Regions from separate parts of the Homo sapiens genome. Here region 2 is linked to region 1. A link is a contact called in ENCODE Hi-C or POLR2A ChIA-PET data. All regions are on one chromosome and are shown on one strand. Each heading gives the region's core, a stretch centred on a gene start or an enhancer-like site at or near the end of the contact. The rest is flanking DNA. Distances are from core to core; before and after follow the strand shown. Region 1 holds the start of TCF7L2 (transcription factor 7 like 2). Region 2 holds the start of CCDC186 (coiled-coil domain containing 186).

What was found. A loop is a pair of places that touch in the nucleus more often than their neighbours do. ChIA-PET counts read pairs that join two places held with the same protein, here RNA polymerase II (POLR2A). Pooled maps may share reads with other maps.
Region 2: a loop to region 1 is called in a map of CD8-positive, alpha-beta T cell, with 5 times the contacts of the local background. The contact joins the promoter of CCDC186 here to the promoter of TCF7L2 in region 1. A Hi-C loop is called at or near these places in 1 of 168 maps with a recorded cell type or tissue (CD8-positive, alpha-beta T cell) and 8 of 50 pooled maps. POLR2A ChIA-PET finds 5 or more read pairs at or near these places in 1 of 52 experiments (CD8-positive, alpha-beta memory T cell).

What each region holds. Positions count from the first base shown.
Region 1 is chr10:112,945,903-112,953,785 of GRCh38, forward strand. It overlaps TCF7L2 (transcription factor 7 like 2), which reads left to right and starts at 4,345. Exons shown (of 15, transcript NM_001367943.1): 1 at 4,345-5,043; 2 at 5,305-5,371; 3 at 5,581-5,705. The coding sequence starts at 4,855. LOC124902502 (a long non-coding RNA gene) reads right to left here and starts at 6,440. Exons shown (of 2, transcript XR_007062291.1): 1 at 5,876-6,440; 2 at 4,727-5,105.
Region 2 is chr10:114,171,029-114,178,911 of GRCh38, forward strand. CCDC186 (coiled-coil domain containing 186) reads right to left here and starts at 3,175. Exons shown (of 16, transcript NM_018017.4): 1 at 2,987-3,175. MIR2110 (microRNA 2110) reads right to left here and starts at 3,151; the gene lies at 3,077-3,151. It also overlaps a transcript of TDRD1 not described here. RefSeq lists enhancers at 2,857-3,385, 2,981-3,180 and a silencer at 3,241-3,510.

The DNA.
Region 1 (7,883 bases), core at 3,095-5,594:
ACCCACGCAGAACAAAAAGCAAACAGAAAATCTCACAGCGGAATCAGGACTTTGGCTTCTAAACATTTCCCCATTTTATAGCTTCCTTATGTTTTCAGAGTCTTTTTTTGGCTTCCTTTAGCACACTCCCGGCATAGATAAGTCCAACACAGTGGGGTAACAGATCATCCATCTTGGAGCCCAGATCTTTAAAGAAAAATCACACAGGAACACAAATACACACACCCACACATGTACATATCACTGTCAAGGGTAACTTAGCAGAATCTTGCCGAGTGACTGGGGGAGCTGAATATGGTTGTCAACATGTATTCCCCACTTCGGGTAAATCTGACAGACTAGCCTTGTTTTTCTCAAATTCCAGAGCCAAGCTTTCAATATGGTTTGTCTTCTTTGCTGGTGTGCGTGAATCTCTGAGCCATAACTGGGGCGTGTGGTGAAACGATGGAATCACGGACTTTTAAATATTAACAGGCAACTTAAAAAAGCCCATTCCAACCACCTCATCCACCAGGTGAGACAAGACGAAGGGGCCGTGGGTGACACAGCCTGTGGCAGGCCTATTTCTGCAGTCCCCTGTCAGGCACATTCCTGTATTTCAATGGGCACCTAACACTTCACCATATCTCCCACGTGGGGAACCAACACTTAAAAGGTGATTTGTGTAAACAGAAACCTCCTTTTCATGCTCATTGATAGGGATAAACAAGGAAGCACCTCTGGAAGAGGTAACACTACTCACTTAAGTTTTAAGGTATCAGCATGTATCCAAAGAGAAGGATTTAATCAAGGGAGGGCTGAAGGAGAGGAGAAAACAGAAGAGAAGCAGCAGAAGGGCAGTGGATGAAGAGGGCGAGGTCAAAGTCAGAGAGGCCTAGGGACAGCTACTTACAGTTCAGGACCTGGACTGGCGCCAGGAATGGACTCCAAGGGGTGAGGGCCCAGCTTCTCCCTGCCTTCCTCCCAAAATATGCAGAGACCTAACTGGATTCCAAGGGATGAGGGCACAGCTTCTCCCCCCTCCCACCCATTTCCCAACATGCAGAGCCCATGGTGGCAAAATCCCCTGGCTCAGGCTAAAGTCAGAACTGGTCTGGTTTCCTGTGTTTTTCAAATCTCTGCCATTTGGGCAGAACGCTTGGTCCTATAAACCAGGAGTCATCAGTATCCACAGAGAAGTTGCCTCAGCACTTGGACCCAAGTCAACTGTGTTTAAAATTTCACACCAAATCTATAAATTACACATTCACATTGTGGGCCAGCCTACCTTTTTTTTCAAATAGTATTCAAGGTATTTTTCTTTTTTTTTCTTTTCTTTTTTTTTTTTTTTTTGAGACGGAGTCTCGCTCTGTTGGCCAGGCTGGAGTGCAGTGGCGCCATCACGGCTCACTGCAAGCTCCGCCTCCCGGGTTCACGCCATTCTCCTGCCTCAGCCTTCCGAGTAGCTGGGACTACAGGCACCCGCCACCACGCCTGGTTAATTTTTTGTATTTTTAGTAGAGACGGTGTTTCACCGTGTTAGCCAGGATGGTCTCGATCTCCTGACCTCGTGATCCGCCCGCCTTGGCCTCCCAAAGTGCTGGGATTACAGGCATGAGCCACTGCGCCCGGCTATTCAAGGTATTTTTCAATACCTTGCTGCCTGGCTACTGCAGTGCCAATTCTGCCATTCCCCCCCGCTCCTCAATTCAGGCATCACCTGAGGGACTTGCAGAGCATCAGGGATCTGGCCCCTCTGAGATCTTGCTGGTCTACTCAAGCCTTTGTACAGCACCAGGCAACGAAATTAAATGTGGGACATGCACTATCACAGAATAACTTTTTAATTGCTTAATTAAATCAGAGATTTAAGGAAGGAGAGATTCAAAAGAGTTCCCTTTGAATGAGAAAAATAAGGATATGCCAAAATGGATAAAGTTACTAATCATGGGAACAAAGCCCTTAGTATTTACATATGATAAAAATGCAGGCCAGTATAGTAAAATCAGTAAGTACATTCTTTAAAATTTCAATTCAGTATATTCCTGAGATTTTATTATACAGGTAGTACTATAAAGAACATAGAAGACCTCATTATCCAACTTAATTCAGACCAGGGTTTGATTAAAAAAATAAAAAACAAAAAACTACCACACAGGACAAAGAAATTGCCATAAAATTGAGTTCCTATAAATGTGTTCCAGTTTAAGTAACTAAGTCCCTAAAATGAGCCTTAGTAAAGTCTACGCTGCATATAGACAGACTTAGGCACATCAAGTATACAGGTGACAATTAGCAAGTGTATAAAGCTATGGTCATTTCGCTAAATGTGTAAATCTAAAGGCAACCAAGTAAAAGACCTAAAAAAGGAAACTGTTAAGTCCATTTGTACATGGATTTAACAGTGAAGCATTTCATTCTTCATGTTTTCACTTGGTGTCTTGAAATAATCCCCTTTCTGTCTCCACTCTCCCTCTTAGACACTGCACCTGCCTTATTTATTTATGAAGTCTGAAGGTTAGTCCTACCTGCTGAGACTAATTAGCCCTGTGCTTTGTATCCTATGCAATCCTGTCTGATTAAATGTACACATTTGTTTTACTTCTTTTCAGGCTCCTTCTCACTCTACTTCTGATATTCTGATTAATATCAAAGTTGGGAGTTACAGTGATTCTCCTCTGCCTCCCCCCCAACCCATTTTTATTTTGCCTGCATCTTATTCTTTAGTGTGCAAATGTGGTTGTGATTTTTTTCCAGTGCAGGGGAATTCGTTGGCCTTGTCAATCTCGGTATCATTATTTTTAGTAGTCTTTCTGAGACTTTAGCCTATAAAACAGTTTTGCTGAAACCCCAAACTCTCTAAATATTACATGGCAAATTTGCTTTCTTTTGGAAACCTCGGTGCTGATGGGCCAGCTGAAGTGCAGGTGAGCTTTTTCAGGGAAGGGTGGGACAACAGTACATCCTGGACTCTAGACTAATACTACTCCTAAGAGGCAATTTGCTAAATCCTACTGATTTATTTTTTTCTTTTTTCTCTTTTTCATGTTGTAGTGTCCAGTCTACTTCTTACTGGGTATTTGCAAAAATGAATTTTCTTGCTCTATCACCCAGGAACATTGTGTTTTGGGAGCTGGGTCTTTCCTCTTTAACATAATTCCATTCCCCATTTTGTAGCAAATCAGTCTGCTCCTCCTCTAATACCTAAAAGTCAACAAATACCTGCCTCAAGCCCCAGGTTTCCCATCTTCTCCCGAAGGTCTTCTAGCATCGGTTTGGTTAGCAATTTCCTGCCAGAGCCACCTACATCTTGATTATTTTGGTCAGTCTTTCGGGGATTTCATTTCAGACCCCCTTCGAGAAACACTGTAGCCCAACTGATCCCAGGGGTTGGTGAACTTTCAGTTTTATTTTCCCTGACGGTGTTAACGCCCAAACTTTTCACCTCCTAAGTCAAAAAGGACTTTGACTCTAGCTCATTTCCTACTACCTCCAACGTCAGTTAAAAAAAAAAAAAAAAAAGCAAAACACCACTCTACATTTAAAAGAATCATATATTTTTCCTTAAGGATACTTTTAATGTTTCTGACATTTAGCATTTGTTTTTTGCATAAAAAGTCGTTTTGGCATATCCATCCTAGTGGGACTTAACATTTCATGAAATGATTCACTACTAATAAACAAAAAAGGGAGGAGGGAGGCCTCATGGGTTAATAGTTTCTTTCATTGTAGATGACCAGGAACTTTGACCAGCCCCTTCACTTCCCCAAGCTCTCTGAAAGTGGAGGGTTGATCTTTCCTTTTGACCACTTTTGTCGCATCCCGTCTAAGGGTGGCTGATTTCACTGCTGAATTAACCACCAAGCACCCCCCCACCCCCTCCCCCAGCCACCACTTTCTCAAATACTACCCTTCCTTTTCCCCCTCCCTTAAGACTTATTTCTAATATTTCTAAAGTGCACTGTTTTGGGCCTCTCCCCATCCCCGCCCCCCAAGTGGGCTTTCCTTCCGCCTTCCTCGGCTCGGATTCCTGACTTGGTCGCCACCCCCTTCTCCTCCTCTCCCACCCCGCATTGTCTTTCTGAAACCGCCCCCTCCCGGAGCAAGTCCCTGCACCCTCGCCCAGAATCCCGGGCTCGCACACACTCCGCGCAGGCCGCTCCCCCTGCACACTCCTCCCTCCGTCTCCCCCCGGCTTCCCCGCCCCTCTCTTCCTCCTTCTTTCCCTCCTCCCTCTCCCGGCGCCCGAAAGGATCATTGTTAGCCGCCCCCGCCCCGCCCACCCCGGCTGTTTATTTATGCACACGTCACTGGGCCGGCCCCGCCCTCCGGCATCTCATTAAGGCAGTGTGTTCCTCTCGCCCTGTCAATAATCTCCGCTCCCAGACTACTCCGTTCCTCCGGATTTCGATCCCCCTTTTTCTATCTGTCAATCAGCGCCGCCTTTGAACTGAAAAGCTCTCAGTCTAACTTCAACTCACTCAAATCCGAGCGGCACGAGCACCTCCTGTATCTTCGGCTTCCCCCCCCCTTTGCTCTTTATATCTGACTTCTTGTTGTTGTTGGTGTTTTTTTTTTTTTTACCCCCCTTTTTTATTTATTATTTTTTTGCACATTGATCGGATCCTTGGGAACGAGAGAAAAAAGAAACCCAAACTCACGCGTGCAGAAGATCTCCCCCCCCTTCCCCTCCCCTCCTCCCTCTTTTCCCCTCCCCAGGAGAAAAAGACCCCCAAGCAGAAAAAAGTTCACCTTGGACTCGTCTTTTTCTTGCAATATTTTTTGGGGGGGCAAAACTTTTTGGGGGTGATTTTTTTTGGCTTTTCTTCCTCCTTCATTTTTCTTCCAAAATTGCTGCTGGTGGGTGAAAAAAAAATGCCGCAGCTGAACGGCGGTGGAGGGGATGACCTAGGCGCCAACGACGAACTGATTTCCTTCAAAGACGAGGGCGAACAGGAGGAGAAGAGCTCCGAAAACTCCTCGGCAGAGAGGGATTTAGCTGATGTCAAATCGTCTCTAGTCAATGAATCAGAAACGAATCAAAACAGCTCCTCCGATTCCGAGGTAGGAAAAGCCCCTCGGGCTGGTGGGGTTTTTTATCTGTTTCCTGGGCTTGGCAAATGTTGCTGAAAGGGGAGAAATCGGGGCTGGGGGCGGCGGCGGGGCCCGGCGGGCGGCGTGTGCGTACGGTGCCACCATTGCAAAAACTTGTAACCCTGTTTTTTTCTACCCCCCCCTCGACCTCGCCGATTCTTTTTCTCCCCCTTCTCCCCCTTCTGCGTGGCGTTTGCCCCTCGCCCTCCCCACCTCCACCCCTCTGGGAAGGCGGAAAGACGGCCTCCGCCTCGCTCCGAAAGTTTCCGAGACAAATCCCGGGAAAGTTTGGAAGAAGGTGAGTACGCCCCGCGCGCCCCGCAGCCGCCCGGAGCCGCCCCCCGGGCCGGCCGCCCCGCGCGCCCCGGCCCCGCGCCCGGCTCGGCCTGGCCCTGCGCCGGCCCGGTCGGGGCGCCCGGCCCCTCGGGGCACTTTCTAAAAAGTTTCTCCTCACTCTCTCCCGCTCCGCGCGGCCGCCGCTGTCCCCTCGCCGCCCCGCCATGTTAGCGGCCAAGAGGCAAGATGGAGGGCTCTTTAAGGGGCCACCGTATCCCGGCTACCCCTTCATCATGATCCCCGACCTGACGAGCCCCTACCTCCCCAACGGATCGCTCTCGCCCACCGCCCGAACCGTAAGTGCCTCCGCGCCCGGCCCCCGCCCGCTGCCCGCCCGCCCGCGCCGCCCGCCGGGCCCCGCATGCGGCCCCTGCCCTGCCCCCTCCCCGCCTCCCCCTCCCCGCCTCCTCCCCTCCCTCCCTCCCCTCCCCCGCTCGTGGCCCAGGAGGCCCGAAACTCTCCAAACTTTTCTGCCTTTTGTGGACTGGATTTGTTTGCACTTCGCCACGTTCTTGCTTTCAGTTTGCTGCCTCGTGATGTTGGGGAGACCTCTCTGTCCAAGCAGGGCTTTGTTGGTGGGGAGGGGGGGGAATCCGAAGAACTTTCCTTTGCGTTCTGGTTCCCCCTCCCCCTTTGGTGGTGGTGTTTGTTTCTTCACCCTGGGAAGATGACTCTGTGGCTCTTCCTTTGCTCTCTCTCCCTCTCTCTCCTTCTCTTCCTTCCCTCTTCTGTGGCGTCTTGGGCTTTCCCCGGTTAACCCCTTGGCTGCCGCTGCGGGCCACGAGTGACTGACTGTGCTGCGCCCGATGCGCGGGGTAGAGAGTGGGTTTCCTCCAGGCATTGGACTTGAGAACTGGCTAGCGCGCAGAGCCCGGGGCCCTGGAGAGGCTCCTTGGCTTTCTCTTTTGGGCGACTATGTATTTAGCTTTCTAGTGGAGATTGCTGGCTCTCGGCCCTCCTTCCCCCTTCCCCTGGAAGGTCACACTTCCCAGATTGGTCCCACCGCAAACTTGGGGGCTCTGAGGCGTCCTTTTCTTTGGCAACCCGCAGGGCCGCGAGCGCCCTGGGCGCCGTGGCGGGCTCCGCTGCCCGGCGCACTGGCTGCGGGCTCTCCCGGGCCGCGCAGGGCAGCAGGGCTGAGTGGGGCGGGGAGGCCCCTGCGGCCCGGATTCTTGGTTTGTGTGCAGCCGGAATGGACTCCTCCAAGCGGACTTGTGTATTTCTAGGGAATTTTGGCGCCTTGGGATGTATGGCGGGGTCGGCGCTCGCCAGCTTCCGTGTAGGCCCGTCGTGGGCCCCAGGGGGGCCAGAGACCAGGGTGTGCGGGCTCAAGGAGGTGCGGGGGCCGAGGGAGGCTGGGGCGCCTCTCCTTCAAGGGAGTGGGCCGCCGATCGCCGGCCACCCAACTTTGGGGGCCCCAGGGCAGCGCGGGGTGCCGGGCTCGGGGGGCGCTTCCTGCAGGGTCGGTCCCGCGCCCAACCCTGACATTTGTTAATACGGCTCATCCCCTCCCCCACCGGCCTGTGCCCCCTGCCCTCACCCTGAACCCCCTCCTCCTCATCCCTCCCTCCCTCTTCTAAGAAGCCTGGATTACGAATCCCTGGACGCAAGACGCATTTGTGCCCGGCTTCCCGGTATTGTCATTTTACACCTTCTCCAGTTTGGTCCCCTACCCCTTATTTACACACACGACTTTTGTTTTTTCTTTTTCGGTAACTCTAGATAGCAATTTGAAATAATGCACCCACTGTTCAGCAGCCATGGATTCGGTGCTAATGGCCGAGGGCTTGCCGGACGGGAGTCGATCAGATCTACAAGTGTTTTTAAGCATTAAAATATTAACTATCAGGTTTGACTTGCTTTTTTGGGCCCTGGCAAAATGGCAAGGGCATGCTAGACCGGTCATTTTTTTTATGGCTAGGGAAGAGAAATAATTATTCCCCCCCTGCCCGGCGCCCAGACATGCTTGGGAAGCTGGGAGAGCGGTTCGGCTCAACCCCCTTCTCCAGGGCCAGTTCCACCAGGCTGCAGGGGCCGCGCTCTGGGCTTGCAGCTGTAGGGGAAGCACAGTTCGCTTACTTTGTATTTTTCTTGGGAGCTTGTGGGGCATCTTAAACGGGACCGTTCGGCTCAGAATCGCAGTGTTCGCCTACCAATAAACCGGACCAAGCAACATTCCAAAGAATCCCTGAGAATTTCTGCCTCTCCTCCCCTCCCCCTTCCGATGGAAACCTCCCTGGTATTATTTTAAAATCCACTTAACCATCTGAATATTGAGCTTTGATGGCGGGCTTGCTAGCTTTCTTGACTCTTTTTAAACTCGCTGTCTGATACTGGCAATCTTGCCATCCCTTCTCAAACTTGAGCAGTTGTGTTGTCTTGTAATTAGCAAACAGGGAAATTGCTAAAGGCAAATAAATGATTTCCCGGTGAGAAAAGGAAGGCTCCCAATGATCGGTCCCTTTTGTGGGCAT
Region 2 (7,883 bases), core at 1,925-4,424, 1.2 Mb after region 1:
ACATGTCTCCTATAAATACTTTAAAATACTAAAGCAGAAAGTTATCAGAAATGACTTCCTACTAATACAGAAATCTAATTTGAAGATTGCACTTGCACTTTAATGAGTCTAAGAAAACATGAAAAGTATTATCAGCTAATTTTCCTCCAAATCTGAAAAGGAATAAAGTAGGTAAAAAAAAATCTGACCTATAGTTCCTTTTTCAAAAAGGAAGGCTCTCAGGCCTTCCTTTACAGGTGGCTCACACCTGTAATCCCAGCACTTTGGGAGGCCTAGATGGGAGGATCAAATGAGGCCAGGAATTAAGAGAACAGCCTGGGAAACATAGCAAGACCTGGTCTATAAAAAATAATAATATATAATTTTTAATTAAAAAGATTAGTATGGTGGCCTGTGCCTGTTGTCCTAGCTACTCAGGAGGCTAAGGCAGGAGGATTGCTTGAGACCAGGAGTTCAAGGCTACAGTGAATTATGATCATACCACTATACTCCAGCCTGGGTGACAGATTGAGATCTTGTCTCAAAAAACTAAACAAAATGAAGCCTAGTATCTTTAAAAAAAATTTTTTTTCAAGTTATAAGCCTGCATTACATTAAAAAGTTTGGGTTAATGTTTAAATTTTGAAGACACCTTTGGCCAGAGTTGGTTAATTTGGTATGCTCTACTTTATTAAAAACATGAACTGATAGTCTACCGTGGGATTATGTAGTAAGTGCGGTAGACATTACATAGTCTACATAATCCCACAATTATCAGTTCAAGTGTCTTAATGATAGACAAATGTTAATAAGAAATACACTCACAATCCAATCAAAACTATGCTGGTGCTGATTTCCACTTTGTGTCTACTGTCCCTTCATCTCAGTATTTTTCCTTTTTCTTACTTTTTAGCCCAAATACATTTTTTAAATCTCAGTAGCTAAGAAAGTTCAAAGCAGTTTGAAACAATAGATTAAATTATCTATGATCTCACTGCTGCCCCTAAAATGAATACTAAGTATAACATTTGCAATACTGTAAACTCAGTGATATGTTTATGAGAAATTGAAAAACCAGCTTTAGTTATTTTAAGGTAGAGATAAAAGAAAAACCTAAGTTTTACTAAAAGAAAAAAAATTTCAGGGTAAGGATTCTTACTTTAACACGAAACTGTTGCATGAATTTGAGAAACTAGTGCAGATTACCAGTCCTTCTTCAAAGGGAAAGATTATTTTCTAAATCTCCAAATAAAGCTGCTTTGTGCTTCAACCTACTGTCTCTTCCTGGAGTCAGTATACTGCAATGCTTTTATCTTCACTCTGTGATGTCAGCATAAAGCTGCAAATAGATGTTTCTAAACTGAACATACTAAGCAATCATTAGCTATGCTGTCACTGCATAGCATTAAAGGACAACTCTACTTTATGGGTGAAAGAACTAAAAGGTTAGAGTGGTCACTGTGATACACACCAGCCAACCCTTTCCGTTAGCAATAAATAGGACTCAAAAGCCAATGACACACTATGGAATCTCCACTGTTTAAAGAAACCTTAAGTTTATATGCAGTTATTCTGAATTTAACAGGGCCTTTAAAAAACAAACACAATCCATGCATTTCCAGGGAGAATCTTCAGTAATCATACGTTTGCCTATTATGCTGTAAAAAGTTTTAATTCTTAATACTGCAAGATTCGTGATCTAATATCTTCACTGCATTAAAAATAACATGAAAAGACCAGAAATAAAAGAGAAAAATGAACCTAGCCAATCATTACTGTTTTTTATTTGTGTAATGTTGGATAAAGAATTGAAGTTACACAGGGAACAGTGTACATTACACACAGAGATAGTTCAGTTTCACTATCAATCTCTCTTGAACCTGAATCCTTCCCACGAGATGAACACTCGGTAAATATTAAGGTGTACTTGATAGTTGGGAAAGCCACACCCACAACTAGCATACCTAAATAGATAATAGCAGATTAATTTCTTCTGAATGACTACCAGCACACCTCTTGAAACCCTGATTTACTGAACACCTTAGAAGACAACACCCGGCCTATCGTTTTGGAAGAAAAAAAAGCTGGGCATCAAAGGAACATGACACACATGCAGAGAAAACGGCCAAGTACCTGGGACTGTACTGCGTATTTTTACTATATTCTCTCTTCTGATTTCCACAGGTAACAAGATTATCAAGTGAAAGAAGTAGGATTCTAATCCAGATGTTCTGACTCGAAATCCAGGACTTTTTCCTCTAAACAAAATCAAGATGGGAATATTAGGTGAAGTTGTTAAACTGTTAACAGCTAAGCAATACTCACACCTGCACTGTTTCCCAAGATTGCTACTTAGGGACACGTAGAAGGGTTTTTGTTTTGTTTTTGCCATTTTTCATTACTGATGGAGACATAAATCTGAAACCCCTTCCTTACCAACCAAGGTTTATGAAATGCCTTGACGTCCTTGAAAGACAACATAAAGAACAGTATCCACCACTCCAAAGAATCACTTCTAAGGAACTTAGAATCACAGTAATGGAAGTGTTTGGAAGAGGGTAACAAGTCTTCACAACAGTAAATATAAAACACCCACATACAGTCAACTTGAGACGAAAAACGAAATAGGCGATTGAGTCTAGGAAAGATTCTCGAGCAGGTAGGGCTTGGCTGCAGTTCACACGCAGCCCAGGCAATGGGCTCGAATTCAGACGCTCTCGAGGCACAGCCCCCACGACCCCCGCTGACCCCTCTTTGCCACCTCCAAGGTCCCGGAACCGAAGGAGGAAGGCAGGGAGAGGAAAGGGCTTGAAACCCGTTCCCCAGCCCTCCCCTTCCTCCGCGCCCTCAAAGGAGCCAGGCGGGGAGCCCGCTCGACCTCGACCTCCACCTCGCACTCGCCCTCGCCCCCGCCACGGAACGTGCAGGAAGGAGCGGAAGGCTGGCAGCCCCACCGCACCGCCACCGCGACTCACCGGTGTGCCCCGAGTACCCCTCAGACACTTACCCCACTTATCCAAGCCTCAGGCCACGCCCTAACAAGGCTGCTGGAGCTCTGGCTCAGGGGCCAACTTTTCCATAGCGGGGTCCAACCAGCCAAGAGTGGGAGGAAAAGACCGCGGTGAGAAACACAGCCGACGCCTCACTCAGCGGCCGTTTCCCCAAACCCCTGCGGAGCTGACACATCAACAAAGATGGCGGCGACACTGAAGCCGGCCCGGTTACAGCTGAGGGGGCGGGGGCTCCCTGGAGGAACCAATCAGCGCAGCGCGGGCGGGGTGACGCAGCACACCTTGAGGTCCTGGGTAACCTGTCTGCAGTGGGCTGGGCTGGCGGAGCTCACCTCCCACCTCCCGGCCCAGGAGGCCCCACCTTGCGGCCCGAGAGGCCCCGCCCCGCACTCCGCCTGGCTGGGCACCCACGCCTCCGCGACCTGGAGAGCCGGGTCTCCTGCCCTTTGGTCGGGTTCTTCCTTTCAAGCTCCTCCGGACCCACGCAGCCTGTTTCTTTCTGCAGGACGCTCTTGTTGGCTATTACTCCTCCTCACCCTTTGGCCTGCATGAGTCAGGGACATAAAGCAATAAAAGAGAATTTGAAATTGTGGCTTCCCGGCTCTCATGCGGAAACCTTGCACCTTACGTGGGCGGAGTCGGCTGGAGCAGGCTACGATGGGGGAGACCTCTGGGGGTTCCATAACAGCGCGTTCGTGTCTTCAGCGTGGCGCTGCTGCCATTGTTTAATAATAAACTGTCGGTGCCTTCGTCTCTGGCTTCAAGCTGAGCGCATTGATGGTAGGAAGTGTCCTCTCCCGGCTGAGTAACCTGGCACGCAGCATGGCAACAAAAAGTGTATTGGGTACAGTTGCCTCGCCCGGCCCAGAGAAGGAAGGTCAGCAGTTCAGTCTCTGGAGGTTTCGCAAACCTCCTCAGTCCGGGGAAACGATGTTCTTTGGTTTAGGTCTTACACATATCTCATGAATGAAAATAGCTGATGCAGACGATTCTGCAATGTAAGAATTTGTAAAGCAAAACTTACTACTGTTCTGTTAAGCGTCTTCGATACTGTTGGCAAAACACACACACGGAGGTGTAATGGCACCTCACTCCTCCTTAAATGAAGGTACTACACTGAAGCACATTTTGCAGTTAAAGTGTCTTGTCATAGAAAATAAATGATTTGACTTTAAAACAATAAATCGACCAAGCCTTCCTAGGGAGACATTAATCCAAGGGGAAAAAACTGAAGAAACCTTAAGCTGTTTTCGGTACTCGTCAGTAATAACATAGGTATTACTATTTCTGAATATTTCTGAATTTATAATTAGTATAAAGTATATAAATATATCTTTGTGAACCAAGTTTTTCACCATAAGAGAAAAGAAATACAAATATAAACCAAAGACATTATATTAAAATTCTGCAATCCTATATTTGAATTTACAAATATCAGAATTAACTCATGGTACATTTTTTTCGTGAAAAAAAAGGTGTGTCCACTGAAAACTCTTAGAACAGTGACCAACCCATTGCACACTCCTATTCCCCAGATTGTGATCTCTAAAGAGCATTGCCCAAAAAAAGTTACCTTGGCTTCTCTTGGAGGTTAAGTGCTGATTCCCAGTAGGGGCAAGAAATATGCAAGATAGCCTAGGACATATTGCTTGTAGCAGAAAGCAAGGAAGAAAAGCAAAGATAACATGAACTGTACCCAAAAGACTCAGAAGGCAGTTCAAAGATGCCCCAACTTCTCAAACAGGACAAATTTAGCATTCAAAAATAATAACAGCAACTGGTTGAGACGCACTATGTAAAAAAATCAGTGAGTGCATTTATTTTTTTTAATGTCATTGACCCTCTTGGAAAGATGCCAACAAGTCATTACAATCTGAGAACTGATAAAGAATCAAGCATTCATCCTACCTTTCCTGTTGCAAACTGAATGTCAATCAAATAGTCAATGTGGGGAAGCTCTTCTCTGTAGAACTCCATGTAATAATTGCAGAAAGAAAGATAGATGATCACCATTTTGCAAACCCTGATGAAATAATGGATCTAGGTAATGGTCATCTGTGAATCTAGAACCATTAGATGAAAAACTGATAGGAAGCTTCGTATTGTAATGGATGGATGGGGCTGGCACCACTTGAACCTACTAGATCAATCTTAATATCCTCCAAAGTGAAACAACTACATACTATGTATTTTCTGAAATGCTACAATAGAGAAGCACAACACCACCTGTGAAGTATTCCTGCCGGGGGATGCAATCAACAAAATTGAATGGAAAAAAAAAAAAACCCTGCAGTTACTGTAATAAATAAATTGCAAGAGAAGTACAGGATTTAAAGAGAAACCCCTTTTTAAAATATATCACTGAGTGCAAATACAGGATGTTTTGATACTGATTTGAACATATCAACGATTTAAGATAACATCTGAATGGCTGGGTGTGGTGGCTCACACCTGTAATCCCAGCCCTTTGGGAGGCCAAGGTGGGCTGCTTGAGCTCAGGAGTTTGAGACCAGCCTGGACAACACAGTGGGATCCCATCTCTAAAAAGAAAATTAAAAAATAACATTTGAGGTATCTGGAAATGTTTAGTATTAATTTTATGATATTAAGAAATTATGGCCAGGCACTATGGCTCACACTTGTAATCCCAGCTACTGAGGCAGGGTGATGGCTTGAGTCCAGCAGTTCAGGACTGCAGTGAACTATGACTGTGCCACTGCACTCTAGTCTGGGCGGCAGAGCAAGACCCTTTCAGAAAGAAAGGAAAGGAGAGGAAAGGAGAAAAAGGAGAAAAGAAAGGAAAGCAAGAGAAATTATTGTTTTTAAAGTTGGGATATGTTTTGGTGATATTACTTAAAAAGTGGTAATCTCTTAAAGACACCTACTTACAATATTTTTGGATGAAAAGATACAATATCCCAGAAAGTAATAAAGTGCTTAACAAACAAAATACCACCTGATGATAGTATGTGAAGGAACAGAAACCAACTGAAAGAGCTTCCTGTGGCCAAAGCTGGAAAAATCTGAGCAAGGAAATACAGTAGTTTTGGATTAGAAAAGTATAAAATAAGAAAAAAAAAGTATAAAATAAATATCCGAGTCCGTTATTAAATTAGTAAATGGAGAAGAGACAAATCTCCCATGCAGAAGAATTTCAAATAATTTCTGCAGATACTGCATCCTCAAAGAGGGACAACATAACTCCCTACTCCTTAAATGTGGGCTTCAAATAATAGCTTCCTTCCAAAGTGTATAGTATGAAAAGGGAAGGGAAAAAAAAGAATATAGTAGAAAGACCCAACAAACACTACCACAGCCAGATGACCAAATCCTACATCAATTGTCATAATCATATTCATAGGATGTATGCTTGATATGATGCAATAAAAATGGCATTTTTACCTCTGTGGTCTTCCTTCCAATAACCCGTAACTCCTTTCCTACCAGCAGAAAAACATCAGACAAATTCCAAAAGTAGGGCATCCTACAAAAGGCCTGAGAGTACTCCTGGAAACTTGACATCAAGGTCATCAAAACAAAGTCTAAGGAAGTCCCATGGCCAAGAAGAGCCTAAGGATCCATGAAAACTAAATGTAATATGATATCCTGATGAGATCTTGCATCAGAAAAGGGACAGTAGGTAAAAACGAAGGAAATCAAAAAGATGGGCTTTAGTTAATACTGTATCAATGTTGGTTCCTTGGTTCCTTAATTATAACAAATGTATCATGCTAACAGACCATGCTAATAATAGGGGAAACGATGTGGCTTCTGTCAGAACTCTGTACAGCACCTTCTTTTCTTTCTTTCTTTTTCTTTTTTTTTTTTTTTTTGAGACAGTCTTGCTCTGTTGCCCAGGCTGGAGTGCAGTGGCAGTGATCTTGGCTCGGTGAAACCTCCGCCTCCTGGGTGCAGGCGATTCTCCTGCCTTAGTTTCCCAAGTAGCTGGGATTACAGGCGCCTGCCACCACACCCAGCTAATTTTTTTTTATTTTTTTATTTTAAGTAGAGACGGGGTTTCACCATGTTGGCCAGGCTGGTCTCGAACTCCAGACCTCAAGTGATCTGCCTGCCTCGGCCTCCCAAAGTGCTGGGATTACAGGCATGAGCCCCCACGCCCAGTCAGCACTTTCATTTCACTATTCTGTAAATCTGAAACTGCTCTAAAAAATAAATTTAAAAGACACATCAACTAAAGAAAAAAAATCAGGCTTTTAAAGAATTGAAGTTAGTGAAGTTAGTTTTATTCAGAGTCTTACTGAGGACTGCAACCAGGGAGAGCCCAGAGAATTTCTGTTAAACTACTCCAAAGCAGTGGGTCAGCACACTTTAAATATTAGGTGGTAGAGGTTCTGCCCAGGGGTTACATTAAAAGTGCCCAGAAGCTATATAAGATCAAAATATTTTCAAAGTTTGGGTGCGAGAGTAAGTCTAGGCATCATCATTAATCTTGTCCGTTAGGTACAGAAAAAGGCAAGGCCTAGATCTCTGAAAGTATCTTTTCTAAAAATGCAGTGACTCTGAGAGGTGGGAACCTGAGTTCTCTCCGCAGTCTTCAAGGCATTCTTCTGGAGGGCTGAGATGTTACTAAGTCAAGGGGTCTGAAATGCTGACAAACACAGTGAACAAACGTGGCTTTTTCACAGTGAGGGAGGACTATGCTGGGGGCCAGAAGCAGACGTTCGCTACTTTGTCTCACATTTACAATTCTCGGATTTGCTTCAAAACATTGCCCGAAGAGTGCCTGGGCTGCAGATGTAGACAAGATTAACCATGAATTGATAAGGTAGAAACTAGATGATAGGCACACAAGGGTTCCCTTATGAAATTGTTAGAAAAGTTCCATAGCAAAAAAAAAAAAAAACAAAACTTAAAAAGCTTGTCTTTAAGTAA